Linked DNA regions of Mus musculus: all the other regions are linked to region 3. A link is a loop called in an ENCODE intact Hi-C map of the cell type or tissue named here. Cell type or tissue: gastrocnemius. All regions are shown on one strand. Each heading gives the region's core, and the rest is flanking DNA. Links, peaks and the distances in the headings are about the cores only. Region 1 holds the start of Agbl5 (ATP/GTP binding protein-like 5). Region 2 has its middle 30 kb from the start of Tcf23. Region 3 overlaps Gm46907 (a long non-coding RNA gene).

Evidence for each region. Hi-C counts contacts between places; a loop is a spot of excess contacts. Peaks named below come from ENCODE experiments on the same cell type or tissue, not always from the same donor. Only the 100,000 strongest peaks of a DNase experiment are listed, where the experiment ranks them.
Region 1: it touches region 3 in a loop (8-fold over the local background); 7 of 42 quality-filtered maps call a loop at or near these places.
Region 2: it touches region 3 in a loop (7-fold over the local background); 32 of 42 quality-filtered maps call a loop at or near these places.

The regions. Positions count from the first base shown.
Region 1 is chr5:30,879,096-30,889,453 of GRCm38, reverse strand. It overlaps Agbl5 (ATP/GTP binding protein-like 5), which reads right to left and starts at 520. Exons shown (of 16, transcript NM_001374737.1): 1 at 1-520. It overlaps Gm35795 (a long non-coding RNA gene), which reads left to right and starts at 499. Exons shown (of 2, transcript XR_376844.2): 1 at 499-607; 2 at 1,460-3,289. n-TYgta9 (a tRNA gene) reads right to left here and starts at 1,371; the gene lies at 1,283-1,371. n-TAagc15 (a tRNA gene) reads right to left here and starts at 939; the gene lies at 867-939. In gastrocnemius, for the core only: no CTCF peak of the experiment used is centred there; no DNase peak of the experiment used is centred there.
Region 2 is chr5:30,993,151-31,003,508 of GRCm38, reverse strand. No RefSeq gene overlaps it. Among named protein-coding and RNA genes, the nearest start is that of Tcf23, 30 kb to the right of the region's middle. In gastrocnemius, for the core only: a CTCF peak has its summit at 4,958 (motif pointing right); a DNase peak (open chromatin) is centred at 7,191; H3K27ac peaks cover 256 bases.
Region 3 is chr5:30,802,410-30,812,767 of GRCm38, reverse strand. The region is part of intron 1 of Gm46907 (a long non-coding RNA gene); the gene reads left to right. Among named protein-coding and RNA genes, the nearest start is that of Gm46907, 7.2 kb to the left of the region's middle. In gastrocnemius, for the core only: no CTCF peak of the experiment used is centred there; a DNase peak (open chromatin) is centred at 6,473.

The DNA of each region.
Region 1 (10,358 bases), core at 3,516-8,515, 77 kb before region 3:
AGCTACCCTCGAAGGTGTGGGTAACGGGCGTCCTAAGCACCCCTAGGAAGGCTGGGCCAGTAGAGTCCCGCTTGGAAGCAGCAGGCAGCTCCTCGATTCGCGAGGACCCTCGCGCTGCCTGGCTTGTCCAGGGCAGGGTGGGGTTTGGAAGCGTGGGAGGGGTCGAGACAGGTACACTGGCGGACAGGAAGGCGGGTCCTAGGGGTCAGAGGTGAGGCCACAGGAGCAGAGGGAGTCAACCAAAGGCGGGGTCGGCGGGCCGGCCGCGGCAGGCCGGGGGGCGGGGTGGCATTCGACGGGGGCTCCGGCAGAGCGGGCTGAGAAGGGGGCGGGGCCTGCCGGCGGGGCCGCAGTCCACGCGAAGCCCCTCACCTCTCTCCGGGCCGCTGCTCCCGCTCCCTCTCCCGCTAGCGAGGCGGCACCTCGGGCCCCGGCACCCGGGCCCTCCACCCGGGACCCACACAAAACCAGAGAGCCGCGGTGCCGGGACCCCACTCTGCCAGGAAACAAGAAGTCTCTTGCCTATTGGCCGCAGCTGCAGCTGGCTACCCGCCCAGTAAAGCGCACTGCCATTGGTCGCCACGCAGGGTTCCGTGCACGTTGGCAGGTACCTGTGAGGGGGCCGTTTGGGGGCTTCCGCGGGCCACCGCCGTGTGCGGCTCACTAGGCGTCTTCTCTGTAGGCGGTTAACGGCCCGCCTCCCCGAGGCGGGAAAGACAGAGCAGTGAGCAGGAAACAGGAAAAGACTTACCTGTGAATAAGAAAATAGCATGTGAAGCCGATCTTTGTTTACCGTGCTCCTAGCTCTACTGTGTAACGAAACGTGGACACAACAGATCATGAGCCTGATGGTGTGTAAAAGGAAGTGGAGGATGCGGGCATCGATCCCGCTACCTCTCGCATGCTAAGCGAGCGCTCTACCATTTGAGCTAATCCCCCAGCTGTAGTGCTGTACCTTCCTGTAACCTTTACAAGGTTTCCTGAGACTCAGTTTTCTAATGTAGTTCACAATATAAAGTAGGATGGAGCCCTCAGCAAGATTTTGAAACAGAGCCATGTAATACATACATAAGCAATAAGGACTTTTCTTGAAGTACATGTCACTATAGCTTTAACACCTAATATGCGAACAAGGTACGTTGTACTTCGACTACTTAACTGCTATATGTACTCAAGGGGTTTTCAACGTAGCCAGGAAAATACACTGCCTATCCTCAAGTAAGCGTTTCCCCCACGGAGCAATTGACCTAGGGTGTAGGTAAACTAAAAGTAGTGCACGAAGTCCTTCGAGCCGGAATCGAACCAGCGACCTAAGGATTACCATATTGTACTGACTACAGTCCTCCGCTCTACCAACTGAGCTATCGAAGGCCCCGCTGCGTCGGGCTGCTGCAGTTTTCCCTCTAATGCTTACCAAGATTTTTTTTTTTTCCCTAATGTGTTTCTGCGTAAACTAAAGGATCCCGGGCCAGAAGAAAGGCGGGCTTGCAGGCTCGCACCCTGCGGCAGGAGCTCGCCGTGAGCCGGATTGAGGCTAAAGCTGGGGCGGCCTTCCTCTCGCTAAGCAGACATTAGTTTCGGTGTTTGGGACTACGAATGCTGCTTCTGCTCCAGGTTTCCTTTGGTTTTCGGCGTGATGAAAGTATATAAAGCATGTTGTTCTGATGATGCGAAAGACATTCGCTCCGTCAGCTGAAGTGTCGGGGTCCATTCACCGAGACCCAGGCCAGAAGGGAAGACCGAGCCACGGGAGCGAGGGACCCCTATGCCCTGGACGCTGGGATGCAGCGGCGGCCCGGACTCCTACTCTCCGAGCCCACTGGCTGGGTGCAGTCCCAGGTCCTGCCCTAGTCGCTTATAACCTCGCTTTTATGGTCGAGGTCTGGGAAAGGTTTCCGCCCCACCTGGGCTTCACTGCCAACCAAGTGTCTTCTCTGCCGTGATGGGTTGACCCCTTATCTGGCTCACGTATTTGTTGCTCTTCCTCACAGGGCCAGCCCTCTATTGGCTCACAGAAAGCTCACCCATTTTTTTAAACAAAGGAACAAACTCAACGCCCAGGTCCTCTGTGCAGTCTGCTCTGACTGGCGGAGTGGTTGGGTCCAGGAACCCTCCCCCAGTCGCAGTTCTGAAACACCCAGCTAGGTAGAGAGGTGGTTTGAAATCTTACTTAGATTTCATTCTGATGGGGGGGGCGGGGGGGAGCGTGTTGCTACCGTGACCAAAACTCATCTGCCTATAGTTCTCAAGGCATGCCCTTAGCATTTGAAGCAGTTCATATTTCTCTCTTTCTCCTCCTCTCCTTCTTTTCCTCATTACAACCCCCTACCCCACTATCTGTCTCTCCCTTGTTTTATTTTTGTGAAGCCTTTAAAATTTGAGGTTCATATAACATACTTATCCCTTTGTTTCTCAAGTCTACAGCACCAAGTATTCCCAAAGGGGTCTTCCACCTACACTGATCAGGGAAAGTCCAAGTGAGCGTTTTAGTGACCTGTAGTACAATCACAATGTTGTACAAATGTCACCTCTCTATTAGAGGGCTTGTTTGTTTTTAATGTTCAGGCTGGAGCCCGGGACCAATTTTTTCTCCAACTCGAAGAGATTCGCCTGTTTCTGCATCCAGAATTCTGAGATCAGAGCATGCACCAGCACATCCCATCAAAACTTTTAAGTCACTAGGAAGAACATTCATTGCCTTTCAAGTAATCGCTCCCAGCTTCGCTTTCCTTCTTTCTCTGGCAACTACTTGTTAACCGGCTTCCAGTCTCGTTCTCTTTCTTTTCTTTTCTTTCTTTTTTTTTTTTAGGAATGTATCTAGGAATTGGATTGTAACATAGCATATTTAATTCCTTAGGAATGGCCAAGCTACTTCCCAGCGGCAACATTTGTAAAAGGTTTTATTAGCATATATGAACTATAAATACTGGGTTTTATTAACGTTCTTATCCTTTGTTTTGTTTTGATCCCGTGAGTTCTTTGTTACACTCCTGATAAGTTTCCGTCTTCCCAAGCAGTCCCTGCCCTCCTCTCTCCTTTTTTTTTTTTTTTTTTGTATGTTAAAGCATGGGCTAGAGCTGAATGCAACACCAGAAGTGTGCATGGATTCTAATTTCTCCACAGCCTTGTCAATGTTTACTTTAATAAGTTGAACTCAGTTACTCAATATCACTTCCTGATGTCATCAAAGACATTTTGAAATTATTTTCCATCTTTTGATTTTGACACTATTTATCTTGTTATGGGAGAGTTTATATTTAAATTTTCAGTATAAATACTGTTACTGTTATTATTCTGGTTTTATTGTTGTTTTGAGACAAGGCTGCTCCTAACCCAAGTGCTAGGGACCACAGACCTGCACCACCACCCTTGCCTCTTCGTGTCTGTGTTTGTGATGGAATCTCCCTATTTAGACCTGGCTAGACTGGACCTCCATATGTAAACCAGTCTGACCTTTAAGCTTTGGAGATCTCATGTGCTCTGCCTGCCGCTGCTGGGGTTAAAGGTATGAGCCACCAAGGCCGGCATGCACATTCTTAGGACTCTTTGGCCATATTTCTGTTATCCTGACAGGTTTTAAGGAATGTACTTGTTTGGTCAAGAAGTATGAAACTTTTCTACCGTCTGCTAAAAGTTTCCAATTTATCTCCCATAATATACAGATTCTATCATAGCAAATCATTGATTTAAATAATAAAGAATTCCCAGTACTTGGGAGGCAAAGGTAGGTGGATTTCTGAGTTAGAGGCCAGCCTGGTCTACAGAGTGAGTTCCAGGACAGCCAGGGCTATACAGAGAAACTCTGTCTCGAAAAACCAAAACAACAACAACAACAACAAAACTATTAAAGAATCCTTCAGAGCCACTGTGATGGCTCAGCAGTGAAGGCACTCATGGCCAAGCCTGCCAGGCCAGAGTCTGATTCCCTGGGCCTGCTAGACTTGCAGAAGGAGAGAACCAACTCCTTCAAGCTGTCCTCTGACCTCTACAAGAACACACATGCACACCCATGCACACAGTACACTAAATAAATAAACGCAAAGAGAGAAAGACTTTTTATTAATGATGGGTGTCTTAGTTAGGGTTTTACTGCTGTGAACAGACACCATGACCAAGGCAACTCTTATAAAGACAACATTTAATTGGGGCTGCCTTACATGTTTAGAGGTTCAGTCCATTATCATCAAAGCAGGAACATGGCAGCATCCAGACAGGCCTGGTGCAGGAGGAGCTGAGAGTTCTACATCTTCATCTGAAGGCTGCTAGCAGAATACTCACTTCTAGGCAGCTAGGATGAGGGTCTTAAAGCCCACACCCACTGTGACACACCTACTCCAACAAGGCCACACCTTCTAATAGTGCCACTCCCTGGGCCTCGCATATACAAACCATCATATTCCACTCCCTGGCCCTCATAATGGGCAAAATATGTTGCATCTTACATTTTTTACTTTATTGGTGAAATGAATCTTTTTGCAAGTGTGCTGTTCACTTGCATAGTTTATGTACACACACAATTTTGTGTTCGGTGCTTTTTTGATTTAGAGTAGATTTAACACAAAAAATTGCATATTTCCTGCAAATATTTTTCTCCAGGTTTCTCTTTTCTTCTCTTTTCTCCTCTTTTCCTTTTTTCTTTTCTTTTCTTTTCTTTTCTTTTCTTTTCTTTTCTTTTCTTTTCTTTTCTTTCCTTGTAGTGGTGCTTTATCATATTGACACATCTGAAAATTCTGTGCACAAACATTTATCATCCATTCTTGCTTTGATATTTAGCATATCATTATTATGTAAATGAATATGCAAATAAAACTTGAGTGTTTGCATATCTTCTTTTTAACTTTGTCCTATTTTAGTTTATTTGAAATATGGTTAGTATGGGGTATAGTTTTTTTGTTTTGTTTGTTTGTTTGTTTGTTTTTTCCGAGACAGGGTTTCTCTGTGTAGCCCTGGCTGTCCTGGAACTCACTCTGTAGACCAGGCTGGCCACGAACTCAGAAATCTGCCTGCTTCTGCCTCCTGAGTGCTGGGATTAAAGGTGTGCACCACCATGCCCAGCAGGGTATAGATTTTAAAACAGAAGCACTTGGACTGTCATGAGGGCTCGGCAGGTAAGGGCTGCCAAGCTGACAGTCTGTCTGACACTGAGACCCATGCAGTGGAGGGAGAGAACCAACTTTCTCAGATTGTCCTCTCAGCTCTACATATACCACACACACAGATACTGACTCTGTAGCACATGAACTTACACATAAGCGCACGCACACACGCACCCGCGTGCGCACACACAAAGTAAATGTACTTTTTAAAGAGAAGCATATAAAGTAAAAGAATTTAAAAATAAGTACTAGGCGGATTTCTGAGTTTGAGGCCTGCCTGGTCTACAAAGTGAGTTCCAGGACAGCCAAGGGGCACAGAGAAACCCTGTCTTGAAAAAGCCATAAATAAATACTACAAATAATTATATAACAAAATTAGGTAATTTAAATACATCCTACCAATTCCTAGAAACACACAAATTACCTAGGTTGACTCAAAAACATATGAACAAAAAAGAAGAAGGGAGGTGGTGGCCCACCCTTTAATCCCAGCACTCAGGAGGCAGAAGCAGGCGGAGCTCTGAGAGGTGGAGGCCAGTCTCATCTACAAAGCAAGTTCCAGGACAGCCAGGGTGACATGTAGATACTTTGTCTTGAAAAACAAGCAAAAAACAAAAAAGCAGAAGAAGAAGAAGAAGAAGAAGAAGAAGAAGAAGAAGAAGAAGAAGAAGAAGGAGGAGGAGGATGAGGAGGAAGAGGAGGAGGAGGAGGAGGAGGAGGAAGAGGATGAGGAGGAGGAAGGAGGGAGAGGAGGAGGAAGGAGGGAGAGGAGGAGGAAGGAGGGAGAGGAGGAGGAGAAAGGAGGGGGGAGGAGCAGCAACAACAGCAGCAGAAGGAACTCTTATTTATTGTGGGAAAGTCAGTATCCTATGATCTGAATTCAAGCCCCAGGATCCCACAGTGGGAGAACCAACTCTCTCAGCTTGTTCTTACCCCATGCACACTCCATTACAATAATAAACTGAATACATTAAATAAATGGAAACACATGACAGTTGGTTTGGGAGGTTTAATATTGTTTAAATAGCAAGCCCTACTTAGAAAAAAATATAAATCAATGCAATTCCTACCAAAATTCCAATGACAGTTTTTTCCACAAGTGGAATCTACAAGCCTTAAATTCATAGTGAATTACCCGGGCCTCCAAAAGGCTACTGCAAATATGAAAGTGGGCGACAATGCTGAAAGGCTCATTCTTCCAATCATCAAAGCTCCGATAAAGTCAGCATAGTCTACTGCTTCATCAGAGCTCCTTAACAATGAGATTGGTTTGATATTTACAGTATAAAAACAGATTTGGCTTCAACGTTTAATTTTCTAAGATTTGCACAATACCCCTTTCTGCAAAGATTTTTGCAGGAGCTGAAGTTCTAAATGACTCAAGGATGGAAAAGTACCTACATGTCTGAAGTGCTGAGCTCGGTCACCATCACCATCACGATAATCTTGGTAGGGGCTGTAGCGATAGCTGAGTAGTTAGCACTTACTGCTCTTTCAGAGGCCAGAGACAGACCAGTCCCCAGCTCTCAAGCCTGGAGCTTCAGGAGCCTCAGTGGCCTCTTCTAGCCTCTGAGTACATGCATGGCGCACTAGTGCACACACACGTTCTCACACTCGCGTGCACACACATGCATGCATACACACGCACATGCACACACACTCGTGTACATAACATAGAAAAGAATTTTTAAAAAGCTGATCTGGGAAAATGCTACATATGTGTTAGCTATTGCTATAACCATTGTATATCCACTCCGGGAGGAATCCTTTATTGCTTTTTTCCTATATTATTCGAGAAAGACTGTTTCAGGTTTCCTAACAATGATTGTTTCTCAAAAGCCCCAAGTTCTGCCAGGCAGTGGTGGCACATGCCTTTAATCTCAGCACTTGGGAGAAACCCTGTCACACACCCCCCCCCCAAAAAAAAAAGCCCCTAGTGTTTGGTGAGTTCATGAACTCTAGTCACCGTCCTCCCTCCACTGAGGACACTCAAGGGAAAGGACTCCAGAGGACTCACACTTGGAGAGCACTGCTTGGCCTCCCAGCCATGCCCTGGTGGCTTTATTTGTGTTTAAACCCAGCTGTGCTCAAGTCAATCGCAAGGCAGATGACATCTTAGCATTATAAGAACAATCTTAGAGAACATTCTTGAATTCTTAGAACCCCTAGAGAATTACTGACCACATTTTTCAGTACTGGTACGGCAGAATGGTTATTTTTTCTTTTTTCTTTTTTCTTTTTTGAGACAGGGTCTTTGGGAAAGTGTCACAAGTAGATCAGGCAGAAGATGATCTTGTCAAGCCTCTTGTCTCCACCCCTCAGATGCTGGAGTTAGAAGTGTGGCTCACAGCTGGGTGTGGTGGCACACGCTTTTAATCCCAGCACTCAGGAGGCAGAGGCAGGCGGATTTCTGAGTTCGAGGCCAGCCTGGTCTACAAAGTGAGTTCCAGGACAGCCAGGGCTATACAGAGATACCCTGTCTCAAAAACAAACAAACAAACCAAAAGTGTGGCTCACATTATCATTATTGTTTTAGTTTTCTTTTTTTCAAGGCATTTCTCTCTGTAGCCCTGGCTGTCTTGAAACTCATTCTGTAGATCAGGCTGGCCTTGATCCCATGGATCCACCTGCCTCTACCTCTCAAGGGGTGGGATTAAAGGTCTGTCTTACTACCGCCCAGAGAGGCTCTTCATGGTTTTGGTTTGTCTGTTTTTGTTTTCTGAGACAGGGTTTCTCTGTGTAGCCCTGGCTGTCCTGGAACTCACTCTGTAAACCAGGCTGGCCTCGAATTTAGAAATCTGCCTGCCTCTGCCTCCCGAGTGCTGGGATTAAAGGCGTGCGCCACCACTTCCCAGCGCCCTTCATGTTTAGTAGTGTTGTTTTCCTGCCCATGCAGCCTCACTACTTGTTATATAAAAGCTTCTCTTCGGGAGGCCAGCGGGCCAATGATCCTGCTTTGGCTGTAGGGACTTCACTTACATAGATGGTCTATTAAGGAGCTGTGGAGAGATTTTTTTTTTTTTTTTTTGGTTTTTTTTTGAGACAGGGTTTCTCTGTGTAGCCCTGGCTGTCCTGAAACTCACTTTGTAGACCAGGCTGGCCTTGAACTCATCTGCCTCCCGAGTGCTGGGATTAAAGACGTGCGCCATCACACCCGTCGAATTTCTTTTTTAATGATTTATTTATTTTATATATGTGATGAGCACACTGTAGCTGTCTTCAGACACACCAGAAGAGGGCATCCGATCCCATTACAGATGGTTGTGAGCCACTAAGTGGTTGAACTCAGGACCTCTGGAAGTGGCAGTGCTCTTAACTGCTGAGCCCTCTCTCCAGTCCTGTGGGGAGAAATGTTAACTACCCACTGACTTCAGATACTGTGCACTACCATCACACTGGGGATGGTACTCACCTTGTCCTTTCTGCTGTCCTAATGCGTGCAGATAATGACACTTCCTCCATCTGCTCTTGATGAAGACAGTGGCCTGGCATCTAACCATGTGGAGACCACACACCACTTTCTTCTGTGGCTTCCATGTTAGTGCAGCCACATGAGTATCACATGTGGCTTTCCTGCTGGGATCTCAGGTTTCTAGGCCACTTTCAGCTCCTTACTGAGACAGTCCTTCATGGTAGCATTCGGTCCCTGTGTAATGTTCTATGATGGCAGGACCCACAGCAGTGGGCAGACAGAGCCAAACCACCAAGACACATGGCTATGATCCGGAAAATTTGGAGTATGTGTTTCAATAGGAACGTGGTAAATCTAACATTAATTAAAAGCTCATTAATTAAAATGAGCTTTGTCTTCCTTTCCAATTCCCTTCCCAGGTTGTCAGTTCTGTTGGCTGATGCTAAAAAGGTGAGTTAAGGATTTGAACCCTCCTTGGCTCTCTTTTGGAACAGAAAGCTTTCTCTGTGGTAGAGGAGATTCTAACTTAAAATATGTGCAATTACCAATACCGTGGCAGTGTGGGAAAGGCAAAAATCTGGAGATTATAAGCTCAATGACCTCCAGTGGCTCTGGGGGAAGTATAATGGGAGCCAGGGCACTGTCAGGTTAGTAAAATCTGCCTGGGAGTGGTAGTCACATGCCATTAGACATGGAAGATTTATTGTAATTGTGTGTCTGTACATGAGTGAAGGTGCCTATTGCCACCAAAGGCATCGGGCACTTGAGCTGGAGTTACAGATGGTTGTGACCCGTCCAGTGTGAGTGCTGGGAACTGAACATGGGTGCTCTTGACCTCTGAGCTATCTCCCTTGGGTACACAATAGTCATTTCATGTAAGATACTAACTATGGAAGTGTGTGTCCAAGCTACAGGCCTTGGGTGGTGGCTGAGTGAGGATTAGATCACCACATGTGTGTTCTGCACTGGTAAAAACACCAGTGGTGGTGAAGCATGCAAGCCAGTGTGTGTGTGTGTGTGTGTATGTGTGTTGGTGGTGAGGACATGAATCCGAAACTGCTGTAAAATTGCACTTGATCAGAAAAAATTTTACTCATGTGCTAACACTAATAGTATATAGATTTTTGGGGGGGCGGGGGGGCTTGAGTATAGGGTTACTTGGGCTGGAAAGATGACTCAGCAGATGAGAGCACTGACTGCTTTTCCAGAGGTTGGGCTCTGATGCCCTCTTCTGGTGTGTCTGAAGACAGCCACAGTATACTCACATATATAAAATAAATAAATGAGAGAGAGAGAGAGAGAGAGAGAGAGAGAGAGAGAGAGAGAGAGAGAAGAGAGGGAAGGGAGGGAAGAGGGAAGGAGGTTCTCTATGTAGCTCTACGTAGCCCTGGCTGTCCTGGAACTTACTTTGTAGATGAGGGGGGCCTCACACTCCGAGACCATCTGCCTTTGTCTCCTGAGTGCTGAGATTAGAGGAGTGCACCACCACCACACAGGCTGGCTCTGCACATTAGTTTTTTTAAGGGGCAAAATACACGATACTTAAACCCTTTCAGTAAAAGAGTGGCTAAGTATTCACATATCTCATATCTCTTAGACGGCAATAAAGTGCTCAGAAGCTACCCAACCATATAGACACCCATGTGAAGGACAACTGGGATGTTTTAGAACGGACAAAATGCCCATCACTGTGGAAAGCAAGCCACACTAGGTCGGTGGCGATTTGAGAATGAACTGACAAATGCTGCAGGTATGAGCCCAGCCATATTTTCTGTCCTTTATCTGTCATGCAGCCACACCAGGTTACCCTTACCTAAAAGTCAAGCAGAGGAAAGGTAGAAATTTGACAC
Region 2 (10,358 bases), core at 2,770-7,769, 190 kb before region 3:
TCGAGTGAGTTCTAGGGCAGCCAGGGCTATGTAGTGAGACCCTGTAGGAAGGAAAGGAGGAAGGGAGGGGGAGGGATGGAGAGAGAGAGAGAGAGAGAGAGAGAGAGAGAGAGAGAGAGAGAGAGAGAGAGATGCTCATTTCAACTGGGGCAATAATGTTGGCCTCTTGTGTTTCCTGGAGAATTCTTACTGTGAAAATCCCCAGAGTGTCACACGTGACCCTTGGGAAGGTGAAGTCTCTGGATCAGGCCCCTTAGGTCCCATGAAGTTTACTCTGATTTTACCTCCCTCGAGTCACACCAAGTTCTGATCAGTAAGGGGAGCAAGTCAGGCTATATTCACAAGAAGGTGTGATGAATGGTTACAAACTGGTTTAATTTGTTTAAAGAACTCTTTTAAAGTTGTAAGTGGTTTGTTAATGGCCCCTTTTATTTTGGTTTAGAGAAGAGAGACGTGAGACAGGCCCAGAGAGGGAAGATAAGATGCAGAGAGAATCCCACTGCAGGTTAGAGACACCCACGAGAGACTGGATGAAGGGAAATTCAGTCTAATCAGGAGAAAGTTCGGAAGTCTCCCTGGAGCCAACTTTCAGTAATTAACTCTACGTCCGTCAGCCTCTAGGGAGGGGAAGGGGGAGCCCGCAGACAATGTGGGACAGCATTCTTTGAGAAAACAGTCTTGCTCTTTGAAGCATAAGCATTAGAATTAAAAGCATTCCAATGGTACCTTGTTCTCAGAGAAGAGAAAGAGCAAAGTTCCTAGCCTAAATTTCACATTGCTAAGCATGGTTGAGGGCTGTCCCCCATTCCAGAGCAGAGCAGAAGCCTGGATAGTCTCCCTCATTTCGGGGTTGAGTTTGGTTATGTTCAATCAGTAAGAAGAATCCTAAATTTGCAATGAGCACCCCCAAATTTTTTAACGAATTATCTATAAATTTTATGTATATGAGCACACTTCAGACACACCAGAAGAGGGCATCAGATCCCATTACAGATGGTTGTGAGCCACCATGTGGTTGCTGGGAATTGAACTCAGGACCTCTGAGTCAGTGCTTTTAACCACTGGGTCATCTCTCCAGCCCACACCCCAAAATGTTACCATCTACTGGTCTTAGGTTAGGATAGTTAGCTCTGTTGATGAAGTAATTAAAAGCCAGGTGGTGGCTCACCCTTTAATTCAGACACTAGGGAGACAGAGGCAGGGAGATCTCTGGGAGTTGGACTAACAAGTGAGACTATCTAAAAATTAAAATTAAAAAAATTAAGGTCTAGAATTTACGATGCTGTACAAAGTTTGTAAAATCTATTCTTTTTTAATTTTTTTTAAAGCAAAGAAGTAATGAACCACAAAGTCAGAAAGATAATGACATCTACATTGGAGAGAGCAACTGTTGAGTTTTAAAGGGAAGGGGTTTAAATTACCTTCCAGTTCTTATCTAGGTGAGGGCATTCTAGAGGCTAAACATTGCCAACTACAGTTGCTCTTCACTTTGTAGTACTAAGGATTGGATTGAACTCACATACTAGGCACGGGCTCTACCACTGAAGTGTATCCTAAGTTCTTTTAAATCATTGTTTACATTGAGATAGGGTCTTGAAAATTCTACCAGGCTGGTCTCCTCTCTCAATTTCTTTCTTTTGAAAAATTTAAAGGTTTTAATTTTATTTGTCTTTTATGTATATGGGTATTTTGCCCGCACGTATGTCTGTGTACTGTGTGTGCAGTACCTGTGGAGGTCAGAAGAGGGCGATGGTTTCCCTGGGGTTGTAATTATAGTCAGTTGTGAGCCACCAGCCTTGCTCAGTTGTTTGAATAGCTGGGTTACAGCCTTCTCCATCAGGCCCAGCTAAAGTACACTTCATACATCCTCGGCATACTTCACCACACAGTACTGTGAATCTACTAACAACATGATGATACACATACAGATCTCATTTCAATACTTTATTAAGAAAAAAAGCTGGCGGGGCTGGTGAGATGGCTCAGCGGTTAAGAGCACTGACTGCTCTTCCAGAGGTCCTGAGTTCAAATCCCAGCAACCACATGGTGGTTCACAACCACCCATAGTGAGATCTGAAGACAGCTACAGTATACTTATGTATAATAAATAAAATCTTTAAAAAAAAAAAAGAAAAAAGAAAAAAAGCTGACTCTGCATGTTGAGACTTGTAATCCTATCTAGTTGGAAGGCTGAGCTGGGAGGATAACAAATTCAAAGTCTGTCTGGGCTTCAGAGTGAGTTCAGTGCCAGCCTGGGCAAATGAACTAGACTGTATCTCAAAAATAAAAACAGCTGTGTCACGTGTCACGTGTCACATGTCTGTAGGTCTATCATCACAGTGGTGGAGGCAAGAGGAACAGAAGTCAGGGTCACTCTTGGCTACATAAGGAGGTTAAGGCCAGCCTGGGCTACAGCATATTTGTAATCCCAGTATTTCAGAAGCTGAGGCAGGAGGATTGTTAAAAGTTAGAGGTCAGGCTGATCTACATAGTAGGTACCAGGTCAGCCAGACTGCCTCAAAACATGAAAACAGAGATGGGGGTGTAGTTCAGATGCTACAGTGGTTGCAATGAATTTAATCCCCAGAACAACAGTCAAACAAACAAAAAGTATGAATTAAAATGTAAAAGTGCTGAGGCTGTAACTCGATGATCTAAAAGTTTCTTCCCTGCTGGCTGGCTTTCATAGTGTGAGAAGGCACTGTGCATGCAGGCTATGGAGGGAGAAAAGTCACTGATATTACCACACGGTGAGTGCTGGGTGCTAAAGCCTGACTCCCCAGGCAGGTTGTGCCCCTGACAGTGACAGGACTGCTACAGTGGCCATCAACTGCTTTCTGCTTGGAGTGAGGCCTCCTTCATGGGAGAGATTCACAGTTGGTTCTGTAAACCTAGAGAAAGCCTGTAGCTCAGGTGGTCGCAGGCCCTAGAGGGAAGCTACCCGTGTTGTTTTGTTAAATGGAGATGCAGCCAAACAGCCTTCTAAATATCATTCCACCCACAGCACAGAGCTGCTCTCAGCCTTGGCCCAAGGAGCTTCTTTTCAAAGCCAGTGTTGAGTGCTTAGCCCTAATGGAACCTCTGAACCCCCTAGGAAAATAATGCCTGCCCTCTAACGTAGCAGTCAGTCACAGCTACTCTACTCTTAAAAATTCCTGAACAGTGACACACTCCCAACCACAGTAAACAACATTCCAGGACTCAAATAACTCATTTTCCTAGATTCCTGCCATGGCCCCATGCAAACCCCTTACTCACCGCTCGCCATTCTTTGACCGATCTAGGTCAAAAAGGAATTTTACTTACACGGTTCTGTGTGTGCCTAAGTGAGCTCCCTGGAACTGGCATTCTAGGTCGATGTGAGCTACCTGGTGTCGGGGCTGGAAACGGTGCCCAGGTCCTCTGGAAGATCAGGAAGCTGTCCTATCCACCATAAGTGACCCTGATTCTTACAGAGACCCTCAGCTTCCACCAACCCAGAAGCTAAGATCTCACCATATAGCATCTTGGGCTATAGAAAGCTTCCCCAATCTCTCTGTGCCTGCCTCTCTGATGTACCCACAAATGTGTTTTAAACTTGCCTTGATTTGGGACTTTCTTTATTCTGTAAAACTATGAAACTGTTTCCACATCAGAACACAGAATTTGTGGTAACCTAAATGTGTGTTACTGAACTGTGGTCACTCGAAATAGCTCCAGAATACACGGTTGTGTTCATTTAAGATTTTTTGAGTTATGTTTTTTGTGTAGCAAGTGTGTACCAACACATATAGCTTCTTCAGGGAAAATTCTCAATTTTTTTATTTTCAGAATTTTTCTTTGTTCTAGCTTTTTTTTTGGGGGGGAGGTGGTTTGAGACACAGTTTCTCTATATAGCTCAGGCTGGCCTTGAACTCAGAAATCCACCTGCCTCTGCCTCCCAAGTGCTGGGATTAAAGGCGTGCGCCACCACGCCCAGCTCTAGCTTTTTTTTTTTTTTTTTTTTTTTTTTTTTTTTTTTTTTGAGACAGAGTCTCACTATGTAGCCCTGGTTGACCTGAAACTCACGACTTCAGCCAGACTGGTCTTGAATCCACAGTGATCTGCCTGCCTCTGCCTATTGAATGAAAAATGAGATTAAAGCCAAGTGTCACTTGAACACAATGGGGGGACGGAGGTGCAAGAGGATTTAATCCTAGGACTCAGGAGTCAAGGCAAGCAGATCTCTGAGAGTTTAAGGCGAGCCAGGGTTACATAGTGAGATCTGGTTCAAAAAAACTAAAACAACAGAGAATGTATGCATTACCACACTTGGTAAAAAAAAATTTGGTGAAGGTTGAGGAACTGTTATTGAAAAAACTATTTTTTAAAGATTTTATTATGTTATTTATACAAACATACATACACTGTCTTCAGACACACTGCTAAGCCATCTCTCTACCCCTCCCCAAAATATTTTTAGCCATGTGGTGGTGGTACATGCCTTTAATCCTAGTGCTCAGAGGCAGAGACAGGTGGAAATCTGTGATTTCCAGGCCAGTCTGGTCTACACAGCTAGTTCCAGGACAGCCAGGGCTACACAGTGAGACCCTGTCTCAATTGCATGGTCCTGAATAATGATCGAACAGAAATCATCCCTCCCCCAACACACACAAATATACACAAGAAAGAACTAGAAACTGCTTTTCCTGGGTGACCCAGAACCAAGCACAAGTGACTTTCCATCTCATCTCCCTGTGAACTTTGCTCTTGAGTTTCTCACAGTCCCTAAGAGCCCTTGCTCTGTCTGGATTGTTCGCAAGGGTCTCCAATATAAAAATATGGACGGGACTAGCCTTTGACCTCCTTTGTGCTGTAGCTGAGAACCTCCAAGAGACAAGCAGGTTCAGATGCAAAACATGTGTTTAACTTGAATTATTGTTATAAGATTTATTTTAATTTACCCGTATTTGTCTGTGTGAGTGTGTGCAGGTACCAACATAGGCCAGAAGAGGGAGCTGTACCCCCGGGGTTGGAGTTACAGGTGGTTGTCACCATGTGACAGCTGAACTCCTGTCCTCTGAAGTAGAAGCAGGAGACTGGAGCTTGCTTGTTCTGGTGTTCTGGGCTCTCCCACTGTTTTCTCTGAAGACCTCCCCCTTTGCTATAGCTGCTCTGAGACCGCCATTGCTGGTCCTTACTCAAAAGGCCTCGCTTTCTCTCTTCTCCAGCTCACTCCTCCCAGCAGCTGCTGTAACCTCTAGCCCAGAGTGCTGGGGATGGAACTCAGGTTCTCTGCAAGGGCGAGAAGTGCTCCATAGTCTCTGAGCTGTCTCTCCATCCCCAGGGCCCTAGCATTTTACCATGTGGATTTACACACAGTGGCACAGAAGTACATGCAAGGAGAATCATCAGACGTTTCCCCTCCTACAAAAATATATTGGAGTCGGGCGTGGTGACACACGCCTTTAATCTCAGCACTCAGGAGGCAGAGGCAGGAGGATTTCTGAGTTCAAGGCCAGCCTGGTCTACAAAGTGACAGAGAAACCCTGTCTCGGAAAAAAAAAAATTATATATATATATATATGCCTATCTCAGACAGGGTTCTTGTTTGCAAGCAGCAGGTGTAAGTGGTTGGACAGTTTAAAACTGTTTATTATAAAGATAATTCTTGGGAGGACAGGAGAGCAGGTTCAGTGCTGACCCCCATAACTAAAGCCATAAACCACATTCAGAAATAGCACAAAGAATAAAACATCTAGAACATTGCCATCATAAACACAGACACCAGGAACTTGGCTGCAATTCTTCTTCTTCTTCTTCTCCTTCTCCTCCTCCTCCTCCTCCTTCTTCTTCTCCTTCTCCTCCTCCTCCTCCTTCTTTCCTTCTCCTCGTCCTCCTCGTCCTCCTTCTTCTTTCCTGGTTTTTCGAGACAGGGTTTCTCTGTGTAGCCCTGGCTGTCCTGGAACTCACTGTGTAGACCAGTCTGGCCTCAAACTCAGAAATCCACCTGCCTCTGCCTCCCGAGTGCTGGGATTAAAGGCGTGCGCCATCACTACACAGCTGGATGCAACTGTTAATGGTGCCAGTCCCTGTGACTGTGCAGGATGTCCTCACTTAAGCCCTGTGGCATCTATACCAAAAATGTGGAAGCCCTTCGTGGAGCCTCCTTCCTCTGGGTTCTACTTCTGTTTCAGAGAAGGATTCTGGGTGCAGCTGGGCAGTGGAAGTATCCATAGCCAAGTGTGCTAATAGTGCATGCCTTTAATCCCAGCACCTGGAGGCAGAAGCAGGTGGCTCTTCATGAGTTCAAGGCCAGCCTGATCTGCAGAGTAAAACATCTGAAGTGTTCAGAAAGAACTGGCCAGCCAAAAAACATGGCTTATATTGAAAGAAAGATGAAATTTCAAGACCTGTAAGTCATATAAAGTACACAGAAATTGCTGGTTGTTTGTGAGCCTAGAGGCTGCCTGGGGCTGAGAATAAAGAAAAACAAACCTGGGTATGCCCTGTTGTTAAAACATTCCTGGGAACATCTTGACCATAAGATAAAGGGGACTGTGAAGACATAGCAGGGCTATCTGAACTGAGTCAACAACTCACAGAACTCTGACACCCTGCACGTACATGTAATTTTTCTGCTGATGTTTGAATAAGCCAATAGTGTGTCGCTATGCTGAATTCCACACCCCTAAGCCCCTCACCCCATAAAAACCCCTAGCTTCCGAGCCTCATGGCCGACATCCGTTATCTCCTGTGTGGGATGCATGTCGGTCCGGAGCTACGTCATTAAACGTCCTCATGTAATTACATCAAGATGGTCCTTCGTGATTTTTTTTGGGTGCCCACAGAATTGGGAATTGAGTGGGGGTTTCCCTACTAGGTTCTATCAATATCCTCTAGACTGCCAATAAGAATTGGCTAATAAGCTTTTTTAAAAATTATTTTTATTTATTTGTTTCTGGGTTTTATGTGTTCTTTTTGTTTTTGTTTTTGTTTTGTTGTGTTGTGTTTTGTTTGAGATAGGGCTTCTCTGTGTACTCCTAGCTGTCCTAGTACTCACTCTGTAGACCAGGCTAGTTTTGAACTCACAGAGATGTGCTTTCCAAGTGCTGTCAATAAAGGTCATACGTGTCAGTTATGTATATCAAATGTATGCAGGAGCCCATGGAGGCCAGAAGAGGGCTTCAGTTCTCCTGGTTCCAGAAGGTTGGAAGTCACCCAAGGTGGGTGTAGGGAGCCAAATCCAAGTCCCCTGGAAGAGTGAAAGCTCTTAGTCTCCAGCCCTGGCGTATAAGCTGTGGTACATCCATTCAGTAGAACACTGTGTATCCCAGGCCAGGGACACAGGAGACTTTTCAGCTGGAAAGAACAATTGCCACGAAGCCAGAGAACCTGTGTTCAGTTCCTGGAATCTGCTTATGGAAGAAGAGAACCAACTTCCACAAGTTGTCCTCTGATCTCTGGCATGTGTACCCACAAACATATGCAAACACACTATATAGATACATAAATGTTTTCTAAAAGGAATACTGTGCATCATATTCATATACCCATCTCTGCTCACTCACCCCCTCAGAAAATGGAATTCTAGGGCTAAGAATATAACTAACTTTTCTAGTACATATCAGGCCTGGATTTCATCTCCAGCACTTAAAAACAAAACAAAAGCAACAGTAACAACAACAAAAAGCTTTTTAAAAGAATCTGTGTATATGTATATGCTTTTCCAAGGCCTACAAATCTCTGCAGGCATACACAAGACACTGATAACCTGAGAGGGGAGGGGAGAGGGAAACTGTGGTTGGACTGTAATGTGTGAGAGAAGAATAGGAAAACAAACTGATAACTTGTGGCTGCTTCAGAGAAGGAAAGAAGGAAGAGAGATGGAGTTGTTGATCAGAATTCTACACCTGCACACGTAACTGTGACAAACAGGTTAAAGTAAAAACACTCAACAAACATCAAAACTGTTTTATGAAACACTCTACACTGTGATCAAAAATGGAAAAACAGACACCATAAAAGGTAATGCTACCTCAGGGTCACTAACCCCATCTTCTAGGCTAAAGGTCCCTCTTTGTACACCCACAATTGTTACACAGAGTCCACTCATCCCTTAATGTTGGCCTGCCTGCCTAGCACTTCCTGGTATAGTCAGTTCAGTGCTCTAAAGCTGTCGATGACCTTGAAGACACAGAGAACGGCTAACAAAAATAGCTAACCCATCTGAGGAAGCAAATCTCTCTCGTTCTCACGCCCTCACAGTCTGGAGAGTTGCTGTCATTCCTAAAGGGTGAGGAGTTGAGAAAGACCCACACAACAGCCACCCAACAGCCACAGGCTGGAAGACCTCACAATGAAAGTGCCGTGCCCATGGCTAAGGGAAGGTTCGTTGGCTGAGTTCAGAGCCTGTTCACCACAGCCATTTAACACCTGCTGACCTAGCTCCTGGTTCCTGTCAGCAGAATCGCTTAGGATGTTGCCAGCAATCATGGACAGACCAGGCAACGGAAAGTGGTTCTCGCAGTGAGGAAATATTATGTCACAGAACATTATGTCTCTGTTGGGGAGAGACCCTCAGAACCGCTGAACTGTGACAGACAGACAGACACCTGGCTTACTCTGACTTTATCTGGATTTTCCCTCCTAGTGACAAGATGACCCCTGCAGTGCCTAAGACCATGAGGTCACTGAAGGCAGGAGGCCTCCCTGTTCTCACTTGTCCTCTTCCATTCTGACTTTAAGCTGGAGAAAAGTCTTTCCTAGAGGCCCCCCAGTGCATCTGCTAGCTAGATTTGTGTTACATGCCCACACCTCAGGTCCATCCCTGAAGAGGCCTGAGGACTCTCATTTTTGACCAGCTCATAGTTCATTCTTAGTGCCCGAGAAAGAGGGCGCCCTCCTCTCCCCTCCCCTCCTGTCCCTTTCCACACTCTCTTCTCCTCCCCTACCCTTCTGTTCCTTTCTCCCCTCCTCTTCTCCCCCTGTCTGACAAGGTTTTGCTATGTATCTGAGGCTGGTGTTGAACTCTTGATCATCCTGGCTCTGTCTACTGAGTGCTAGGATTACAGGTGTGCACCATTATGCCCAGCTCACCTATTTCTTGTTTATCCGAAAGTCAGTTTTAACTGGATACTCTGCATGTTTTCCCTCCTTGCTGGATTGGGATCAAACCCTAGGCTTTGTTCATTCTAAGCAAGCCCTCCACAACTGAGCTATACCCCCACCCCCTGTATCCTATATTTTAATTGCTAGATGTGGCAACCCCACTGGGAGACATGCCCAGCCTTTCTGAAAGTGTTGTCAGCCCACACTTGACAACCAGAGTTCTGCTGGCAAGGAGTTTGTGGAGCCAAATAGCAATCAATGTGGTCGACCTCACTGCCTCACAAGACTGCCTAAATCATCAGTCAAGAAAGCTTTGGCTGGCATGGCCGGATGGCTCAGTGGGTCACAGATCTGCCCACCAGGACTGACAACCTGTGTTTGATGCCCAGGACCCACAGGTAGAAGAAGAGAATGAAGTCCTCCAAGTTGTCCTCTGACCTCCACACATGTGTTATGGTGTGTGCACATGCACCCAAATACACACATGTACACACAGAGCAAATGAACAAATGTAATTTTGAAAAGGGAAAGCTCTGGCCTTCAGAGCCCAGACTTTTTATAAGTGTTGAGGTGATGGGGGTGGAGAGGGAATGGGGGTGAGAGACTTATAGACAGCTAGGTATTGAGAGATCCAGAGATCCAAAATCACAAACTCTGTAGCCCAGGCTAGCCTGGAATTCAGTATGTAGATAAGATTGGCCTCAAACTTTCCGCAGACTCCTCCTACTTCCCAAGAGCTGGGATCCCACACTAGGGCTGTGACATTTAGTCAAGATCACAGTTTTCTATCACAGGATAAAACCCAAATTCTCAGGGCCAGCTGGTGACAATGTACAGTGACAGAGCTTTTAAAAATGAGCTGCATGCAGGGCCCAGTACACTGCAGCTGTCACTTGTGTGGTCTGAAGCTTTGAAAGCCACCACTCACTGTCCTTTGGTTTTGGCACAGTGGCAGAGAGTGGGGTAGACGCCACCTCTGGAGACCATGTGAACATCTCTGTAAAAGACTTAACTGAGTATTCTGGTCTCTTCCAAGCCCACTCAGCATAGACCAACGTGCCAAAGAAAAGATGGAGGGAGTGGAGATTTTCTGTGGGAGCTGGTGCTGCTTCAAGACTATTTTTATGCTTTTCTCTATGGAGATAATTATATCTCTGGTTCTGATTATAGACTGTGAATACTGAGTTCTTGGTGCCACTCATGGACAGATGCAAACCCACAGCTCCTTTGCCCAGCCACTAGCTTTTCCACGGTAGTGACTAGTCCATAGGGGCACAGTCCTGGGAGGA
Region 3 (10,358 bases), core at 3,642-8,641:
ACTTATAGGACTCCAGACATCACGTGTCCTCTAAGTGCCTTGCCTCTGCACAAGTCTTGCCTCAGCACATGCATCAGCCTGAGTCCAAAGAGTCCCGACAAATGCAGCTCAACTATGCAACATAAGGCAGACCAATACATGCATGTTGTTAGCAAAGAATCCTTCATCACGTGTCCTTTTACATGCTTGTTGTAGCAGAACATCCTCTCGCCTTTGTCTGTTTCTGTGAACTCCTTCATGAGTCTGTCTTAGTCTTTCACCTGTGTCCACTTTAGGAAAACACTCCTTCATGCCCGGGCAAAGCACCTTCCAACACAATGGACTCTCCAAAGAACCCTTAAGTTTCTACTTCACAGAGCCTACCTCTTGATCTTAATGGCAAGGTTCTCGTCATCTATCTAACCAAGACTGGCATTTTCTAGCTCCTGAGACCTCTCTCACAAATGTTTCCACTGAGGTGTATGTTCATCCTGAGTGAGGACACCCTCCATCCCCTCCTTGACTCTGCCCACCGTCTGCATGAGCATAAGCTTATTCTGATTGCATCCCTTTGGTGAACCACGCTGGATTCTTCTAGACACACTGACATACCAGAGATGCTGTCTTTTCCTTGAGTGACTAAAAGTCAGCCTTTCTCCTCAAAGTCTTCCTGTCTGGTTCCTATAAACTCCACCCCAGGACTACCCAAGGACCAGTGATGTCAGAGCACCCGAATTGGGTCCATTTTCTCAGGTAAAAGAGGAGATGGATTAGAGAGTAAGGAAAACAAACAAACAAACCCAGCATGTGGTGAACCAGTTTTCTCTCCTAAGTCTAAAGCAACTTTCAGGAAAAAGTTTGACAAATGTTGCCCAAGAAAAAGTGTGAGGAAGGCAGATACCTGTTTATATTTGGTCCTGGCCTCAGAGCTGAGAAACAGGAATGGTTCCTGGCTGCACCTTCAAGGTATCTGGATGCAGTGAAAACTGGGATGGGGTTTCACACTCGGCTTCCTTCTCTTCTCCTTTGTGAAGCTCTAGCTCAGTTCTGTGCTTGCAGGTGTAGACAAAGCCTGAGTAATGGTGACATGAAAGACTGCGATTCTTGAATCCCCATCTCTCCTTGAGACTGAGGCGAGGAGGACATCCTAAAAAGCGCTCTTCTTACCCTGCTTCCCGTTCTCTCTGTGGTAACCTCTTAAGTTTTTAAAATGCTTCTACATAATGGATCACTGTAGTTCTATGGTATAAACAATCATTTCGTTATCTGAATTTCTGTGGGCTAGGAGGTTCGGGTGAGCTCATTTGGATGGTTTTGGTGTCACTGAAGTCAAATGATGGCTGGGGCTTAAATACCAAGGACTTTCTGGGCAACTTCCTATCATCATGGTATCAGAGTGAGTTTTGGTTTTCCTGCCATCTGTTGGTTTCAGGGAAATCGGTTTTTTTACACAGTAGGGGAAGGTTTTAGGGAGTAGATGCTCCAATGCAGACAAAAGCAAAATCCCTCTTATAACCTAGCTTCAAAATCCTATACTTGAGCCATGTCTTATTGGAAAACACACACACACACACACACACACACACACACACACAAAACACACAGCCTAGGCATAGGCATAGTTCCTGTGTCTCAACAGGAGAAAGGTCAAAATTCTATAGCACAAGTATGGGACTCTTTTATATGTGAGTGTGCCTGTGAGTATACGCGTATGTGTGCATGTGTGCATGTGTAAACATGTGCGTGGAAGCCTGGGGTCAGTATCAGTTGTCTTCCTTAATTGTTTCTTTCCTTCTTCCTTTGTTTTTTTTCCTTCTCTCTCTCTCTTTCTCATTTATTTGAGACAAGAGTCTCACTGTGTAGCTCTGACTAGCCTGGCGTTCACTATGTAGATCAGGCTGACTTCATGTATAGAGAGCTCCTGCCTGTGCTCGCACGTAGTGGGATGACAGATCTGAGCTGCCACATCCTTTTTTGGGGGGGCAGGGCAGGATCTCTTACTGAGACAGTGGAGCTCGATGATTGGCTAAACGAATTTTCCAATGAACTTCAGGGAACCACCTGTCTCCACTGCCCCCAGCACTGGAATAACAGGCTCGTTCCACCATGCCCTGGAGATCAAACCTAATTCCCATGCTGTGTCTCAGGTCCTTTGTCCCCGAAACTTCTCCCCAGGGCGATAAATACACGTGGCTGGGAACTGTTGGTGAGGCTAATAATTTGGGAAATATAAATATAATTCTCCATACTTTGACACCTGCTCTCAAAATACACTCATCTCCTCCCTCAAGACCCTTATGTCTCATTCCATCAGCCCAGTGTCAGATCTCATCGTTTGAATCAGGTCCCTGTGTATGTATAGAACCTCTGGTTCTGTATCTGGGGACAACTCCATCCATTAGTCTGTGCAGTCAAGAACCTCATCATCTACTACAGTCAACATACAGTAGTAGCCCAGACATGGGATCACTGATATAGACGTCTCATTTCAAAGAGGAGGGAAAGTGAAGGTCTACACAGGAATTGGGCAGAGTGTCTGAGACCCAGCTATGTACTGCCATGGCCTGACTTAGAGTTCAGCATAACTCCACTTACTGATATAAATGAAAATATAGATCTTTTTCCAATAAATAATTCTTTCCTAAGATTTCGAATGTGTGTTCTTGAGAGAGAGAGACAGACAGAGAGACCGACAGAGATAGAGACAGAGAGACAGAGAAAGAGACAGAGACAGACACAGACACAGACACAGACACAGACACAGAGAGAGAAGAACTTTGAGTGTTCAAAGACAGGGTATTTCTCTGACCTAGATCTTGACAAGCTAGTTCAGCTGGCTCCCAGTGAAGAACGGGGATCGATCCACTTCCTTTTGCCTCTTCAGCACTGGGGTAATACACGTGAGCCACCACATCTGTTGTTTCTGTTTTTAAACTGGTGTTCTGGGTATGGAATCAGGTCTTTGTACTTCCTAGGCAAGTGCTTTAGGGACTGAACTCTCCTGAGCCCAGATAATGTATCTTGATGTTCAATATGTGACAGTATTTATCTACTTGTTTATTTTGAAATAAGGTTATCGGTAGCCTGATCAAACTATGTAGCTGGAGGTGGCCTTGAACTCTTGATGCTCCTGCCTCTGACTCCCTGGTGCTGGGTTTCAGGTGGATGCCACACCCAGCTCCCTCCTTGTAAAGGATGCACCTTCCTTTGTTCACATCATGCTATACTTATTCATTCATGCTTGCATGAGCATTCTGCTCATACCCACCTTCTAGCCACTGTGCTATGTGCTACTGTGAACTCAGGCCCACAAATGTCTCTCTGAGACCTGGTTTTACATTTTTTGGGGGCATATACTCAGAAGTGGAATTGTTTGAATGTAGGGTAGTTCTGTTTTATCTTTTCAGAGGAAACATTTCTTATCTCCTGTTTTTTTGTTTTGTTTTGTTTTTTGATAGTTGTGGGGATGTTCATTGTGAACTGTCTCTGCCTTCAAGTCTGAGACTATTTTATATGCTTTCAGCCACTTGTACATCTTTTTTGAGAGGGCTGGGTGAGGGGCAGTCTCTCAGAATCCCTTTTCCCATCTTTTATGTGTGTGCATCTATGTGCCTCCACCCATGATGGTTCTCCCACTTCTTAGACCTTCAAGGCAGTTCTGTCATCAAGGCTCAGTGTCCTTAAGGGAAGTAAATTCTCCTCCCTCCCCACCCACCCACACCCAGTCTATCTTGAATTTTTTCCTGTTGTTCAGTAGTAAGAGTGTTTTCTGCTAACCAACCTTTTATCAGATACATAAATTGGAAAGAATTCCTCTTACTCTGGGTTTTCTTATCACTCTCTAGAGATGCTGTTTTTGTATTTTGTTGAGGTAGTTAGCTAAGCTGTTGCACTCCCAGCCTCGAACAAGAGCCCTCTGGATTCCTGAATGAAACACACACGCAGGAGTGCGCTCACACACTCACACACACACACACACACACACACACACACACACACACACACACACACAAGCGTACCTATGATAGTTAATTTTGATATGCCTTGACTAACTCAAAGGCTGGGCAGTTCTAAACATCTACCTGGCTAGCCTACGTTTCACTCCAGTATCTCTGGCTCAACACCTTCTAAATCTGTTTTATCTTTGCTGCCCTGTTACCTTCTAGGCAGCCCCTCCAATGAGGCCACTTTCCCATTCCACTTACATTTTGGATGAATTTTCTTCCTCAGCTCTAAATCTGGTCAGTTTCCCTCTGAGACATGGCCATTTCCCCTCCTTTCTCCCAGTTTCTAGCCCTCGAAAATCTTCAGCGCTTGGACATGCAGACTCCTGATTTTGGGGGCTGGAATATCAAAGCATTAGACCATCAGTTTTTGATGCACAAGTTTTCAAAACAATGTTCACGAAATGAAGTTTGTTCACATTTTTGTTTGTTGCCTGATAGTTGACACTCTGCCATGACACTTAGACATTTTCCATTCATTGTACCTTGTCCCATGGATGTGACCTCGAACACTGGATGTTCCCCAGGGTTCCCACCTCCACCACTCATCTGACGAACCCCATTCATCTTGTAAAATGGAAACCTTGTCCTTCCCCAACAGTAACTCCCCTGGTTCTAGACTACATTCTGCCCGTTCTCCTCTCCACACTGTTCCCTGAATGGCCTCGTCTTTCCTGGTAATTTCTGAATCTATGTGCCTCCACCCACGATGGTTCTCCCACTTCTTAGACCTTCAAGGCAGTTCTGTCATCAAGGCTCAGTGTCCTTAAGGGAAGTAAATTCTCCCTCCCTCCCCACCCACCCACACCCAGTCTACCTTCCTACTGTAGTTATGGTGTAACTCTTCTCCCCCAACGCCCAGGGTGCTTTTCTATTAAAATCAGTTCTATTCTGAAATGTCAGTCACATGTTTGTGTCCATCTGATCTCTCTCACCATGATCATCTCTGACCCAGAATATTGAATTGTCTCACACCTGCCTGCCTTGTCAGACTCTCCATTTCTGATCCACCCCAGCATCACTGCCTTAGGGCTCTTTCTACAGGGTGAAGCCTGTCACATGACACCAGGCTTTAAATCCTCATGGCTTTTCTCCACAAAGTGGCTTATGAGAAAGTTATATAATTACATAGGGTGGAAGAGCTATAGAATGGATACATTTTCCAGGTTTTTGTTTTGTTTAGGGAGTAAGAACAACAATATCTTTTGCTTATTTGTTTGTTCGTTTCAAGACAGGTGTGTAAAAAAACCTGGAACTCTCTGTGCAGGACCAGGCTGTCCTTGAACTCAGAGCTGTGCCTGACTCTGCTTCCTGAGTGCTGGGATTAAAGGCATGTGCCACCACTGCTAATGATATCTTTTACACTGAAATGACTGGACATGTGAAGTAGATATAAAACCATGTGATTTTGAAAGTAAGACTTGTCTTAGTTAGGATTTCCATTGCTGTAAAGAGACACCATGACCAAGACAATTCTTATCAAGGACAATATTTAAAAGGGGCTGGCTTACAGGTTTAGAGGTTCAGTCCAGTATCATCATAGTAGAAAGGATGGCAGTGTCCAGGCAGGCAGGGCACTGGAGGAGCTGAGAGTTCTACATCTTGTACTGAAGGCAAACAGGAGAGCATTGTCTTTCAGGCAGGCAGGAGGAGGGTCTCAGAGCCTAACCCCACAGTGCCCACTTCCTCCAGCAAGGCCACACCTGCTAATATTGCCACACCTTGGGCCAAGCAGACAGTGCTCCTTGGGCATCTGTAAGTGTGGTAGAAGTTTCCATTCATATCAGAGGCCCAGAAGTGTTAATAGTTCACCTAAGCAAACCCACATGGCTAGTGAACATCAGAAGTAGGTTCTGTCTGGGAGGTGATGCTGCAAAGAAGTGGGTTCTGAACTACAGCCTGCGTCCAATCCACACCCCCTCTGTCCCATGCGTGCCGTGCCTTCTGACTGCCACCATTTGTCAAGGTGTCTTTTCCTCAACTCACTTCTAGATATAGGCACTGTCCTTGGCTCACTTTTGGACTAGCTAATGCAGGTCTAGGACGTGATATATGGGCAATTATTAAATGGATGGTGGAAGGATCAGTAAGCCTGCCAGACATAAACTGCTACATGAATATATAACATCTTTATTGAATGCGGATTTCTGGTCCTTCTTTTCTTTTTAGCATAGTATACCACAAACACTTTTTTTGACATAGTTATTTATATGTGAAGTTTAAATTTAAGTGGCTGTCCTGTTTTATTTATTTGAAGATTAGTGTGAAAGACTCAACTCTCATAAGAGAGTTCCAGTTATGAGAAAAATGACTGTGGTCCCTCATCCATGTGCTGGTTGCTTGCTTTAAGCCATTCTGGGGTTCAGGGCCAAGCATAGAAACATGTTGTTTTTCCTTGAGTCTTACCTGGTCACTTCATGGTGGCCTGTGTGTGGCTTAGGCCAATGTAGTCACTGATGAGTTTACGTCGCCATCTGGTGGTCATTCTGGGTAGTGCTATGAATGGAGTCCACCCTACTCAACCTGGAAAAGCCCTGGTAGACCAGGAGGGTCTGGCTAAGGATGGACAGGGATGGCGCAAGGGAAGACACACCTTTCTGGCAGCTGCTGCTGTAGCTAAGGATGAAGGCATGCCAAAGGAGGTTAACTTGGAGTGCTTTCCTCTCCCAGAATCCTCTGCTTCTCCAGTCGATCTTTCCATTCTCCAAGGCATGAAGATTCTCCTCGACTCTCATTTCTCCCTTTTTGATATTATGTGTGTGTGTGTGTGTGTGTGTGTGTGTGTGTGTGTGTGTGTGTAATGTGTGTGCTTTCGATATCATATGTATGGATCCAATACTTAATCAAAGCTCTAAAAATGTACCTTGATGCTTTTTTTTTTTTTCTAAAAATTTGTAGCTCTAGCTCTTAGATTTACATTTTTGACCCATTTTGGATGCGTTTTCCAGATTGTGAGGCAAATTCCAATTCCAATTTGTTTTGCATGTGGATATCTATGTGTCTAAACACAATTTGTTGAGAATACTGGTTTTAACTTTTTCTCCACTGAATTATCTTGAAATTGCTATTGTTAGGGTCAGAGTCTGGGCCTTTGCAGCTCTAACAAGCAAGGCTGGGCCACCATCCTGCACAGGCAAATAATAGTAACAGACAGAAAAAGATTCATACTGCATGTCCCTTGGGAGAACCGGTAAGGAGGGTCAATGGTATGCCCAAGCCCATGGTCTGAGTACTGACATGAGGTTAAGTAGAGAGCAAGAGGTGTGCTTCACTGCACATTTCTGGACAAGATGTGGCTCTGGCCCTCACTGACCCAATGCTGACTGCTGCCGTTGGCTCTCAGTCTGTCCTGAGTCAATGCCAGCATAGTGCAGACTCCTTCCAGAAGACAAGTCCCCCTCTGGGTGATGTAAAGGTCTCCAGCTTTAACTTCCCCAGCATGAGACTGGTCAGGGAAACATATGCTCCTTAGAGGCCATTGTTTTAGCAGACTGCTAGCTGCAGGGGACTGCATGTGCGTGTACGTGTGTGTGTGTGTGTGTGTGTGTGTGTGTGTGTGCTCCCTTATCTTCATGCCTGCCATGTGTTTTCGGGGTTTGGATAAGGTCTGAGTGTGTTTCCCAAAGTCTGTTGAGTTGGTTGGAGGGGTGGGTGTGGAGGGATATTTGAGAGGGAGGCCTACTGAGAGGTGTTGAGCTGTCTGGGGCTCCGTCTTCATGACTAGATTCATGATGGTTTCACCAGCTCCTTAAGGTTTTCCTGACTTTACTCTTCTGAGTCCTCTGTTGTTCCACATGAATTTTAAAGCCAGCTCTCCACCTTTACAGCTGGAATTCTGCTGCGGGTTATGCAGAATCTATGGCTCCATTTGAGGGACTATGGCCACCTTAATGATATGAAGTCATCTGATTCATGACCATGGAATTCTCTTTCATTTATTTAGGTTTTTTAAACATTTCCAACAGTTCCATGTGTTTCAGAGCACAATTGTACCTGTATCAATAAACACTTTATAGTTTATAAGTTTAAAAATATTTACTTTACCTGTATGTGTGCACAACTGTATGTGCATATCTGTAGGCAACCATTGTAGGGTGTCATATTCCCTCAACCTGCTGTCCCATGTGGTTTCAAGCTGCCCCACTGGGGCTGGGGACTGAATCTGGGTCCTCTCTGAGAGAAGCCAGTGCCACTGGGTCATCTTTCCAGCCCTCACCTTCTTCTTTTTGATGCTACTCTGACTGGAATTGCTTTCTTAATTTCACTTTTGAATTGGACAAGTCTCATTCTACACCAGAAGGAAAGGACCTTGCATGCACCCTTCACACAGATATGTGCTTCTACGCTGTATGTAAGGTCCCGTGTGTGCACACATTGCTGAAAAAGTTCTCCCTCCATGGTAGACAGTCTTGCACATAACAGACAAGAAGATGTGTGTATTATATCTTAAAAACTTACTGTTGAGAGACAGAGACAAGACAAAGTGTATGCCTTGTGTGAGTCCATGAATTAGTGTTCAACTCAAGACAATGCTCATTTTTCGGGGACATAGTTATTATCCATGGGGTGGGGGCACTGATACGACAGGAGAGTCACAGAGCTGATTTCCCAGGCCCTGGCAGTGTTCTGTCTCCAGCTGTACATTGGTTTAGTACAGATTTATCAAGTTGTGAACTTAGATCTGGCAGGTTGTTTGTATAACTTACACGCAGACATTTGAGAGAACGATGTCATGGAAACAGGTTAAGACTGGACTACATCATTGAATACCTGACCCATCAGATGTAGTGTGTCAACAACCATTCCCAGACTCTTTCTGAATTTCCTTTTAGCCACAATGCCCACTTCCTTTTGCAAGTACCCTTCCTTGAGTTTTAAAATGGTCCGTTTCTCCACCCACCACAAGATATTTCCTGGAGAGGGGCTTAGTTTACACCCAGGTATAACAGAAAGGCTATATATTTGATAATTAAAGAATTGAAGTGTAACAGTGATTAGGCTTCTACTTGCTGTGGCCCCTCTGTCTGCATTTTGAACTTCAGTCAGATCTACAAGTGGCCATCTGTTTCCTGGAGCATTTCACAGTGGCCAAGCAGGACCTGGTACAACACAGTTCCTGATCTCGGTGGCATTGGATTGACAGGTGAAGCCATGGGAAGCACGTGGTAAGACTCCTTGGGGTCCTGCCTTTGACTGATCCTGGGATGCTGAGGTCCAACCCTGTGCGTGATGTTTTGCATCCTGAATGTCTTGCCACACAGAATTGCATCATAAACTTAGCTCTGCCTCCCTCCTTAAAACTTCCTTATACAATTTTCTAAAGCAACGATCCCATTCCATCTTTAAGCTTCACACAGATTTATCAAGCTGTGTTCTCAGATATCTCCACATCTCATCGCTGTTGACATTTTGTGTGGAAGAATTCCTTGTTGCAGTGGCTCCCCCGAATGCATCCCGAGTAGATGGCTTGGCAGGGTCCTGGAACTCTATCCAATAGATTCAAGTAGTGCTAGTCTGCTACGTTGTGACAGCCAAAAGAATGTCCAAAGATTTCCTACTCTTGTCTCCTAGAGGACAAAACTGCCCCTGGCTGAGAGCCACTGGGCTCCATGAACAACTTCAGACCTCCAGTCTAGAAGGGAGCCCCACTTTGCTCACTTAGGTTAAACCATTAATCCCCAAAGTATTGGCTTTGATTATAGATTGGAATTGGGATACCAGTTTTCCTAAACACGATGACAGATGAAAGCAGTATCTGAGAAACAGAATGGAAGGCAGCATTCTTTTATGCCCCCGCTACCAATTCCCAGGAGTTTCGCAACCACAGTGCAGACAGCAGGGAGAAATCACAGAGCAATCTGCAGAAAGCCACTCCTTGGGCCACGTCGCAGATAGTTTACTCTGGAGACCTGGCTGTTGATCAACAGCAGCCCCCACATGGCAACAGACTAAGATGACTAGAGCGGGCCTCAAGTTCCTCTTAGGAGCCACCAGGAATTCTGATGATCACTGCCATGGCATTAAGGCAGCATTACTGAAGTGTCGTCCTTGGGACTCAAAACACTCAAAACCCGGTCAATCCTTTCCCAGTAGTTTCAGTTCCCCAGTCATGAAGGTGTCAAAGCCTTTCCCAAAAGTCTGTTTGTGATGTTGACTCCTCAGTGCCTGGAAATATGGCAATCTGGTGCTGCGGGGGTGGGGAGCACTCCAGGGCCCCCAATCTGCAACACTCAAACCAGTTTGCAATGAAGAATTCCAGCAACACGGAGGCACTGGTTAGAAGATGTCACCAAAGCACACAGAGCTGTTGGGAACTTTTCAGTTGGGTGAGCTTAGATTTCCGGGGAGTTGCCCCCAGAGGGCCTTGGAGAGCTT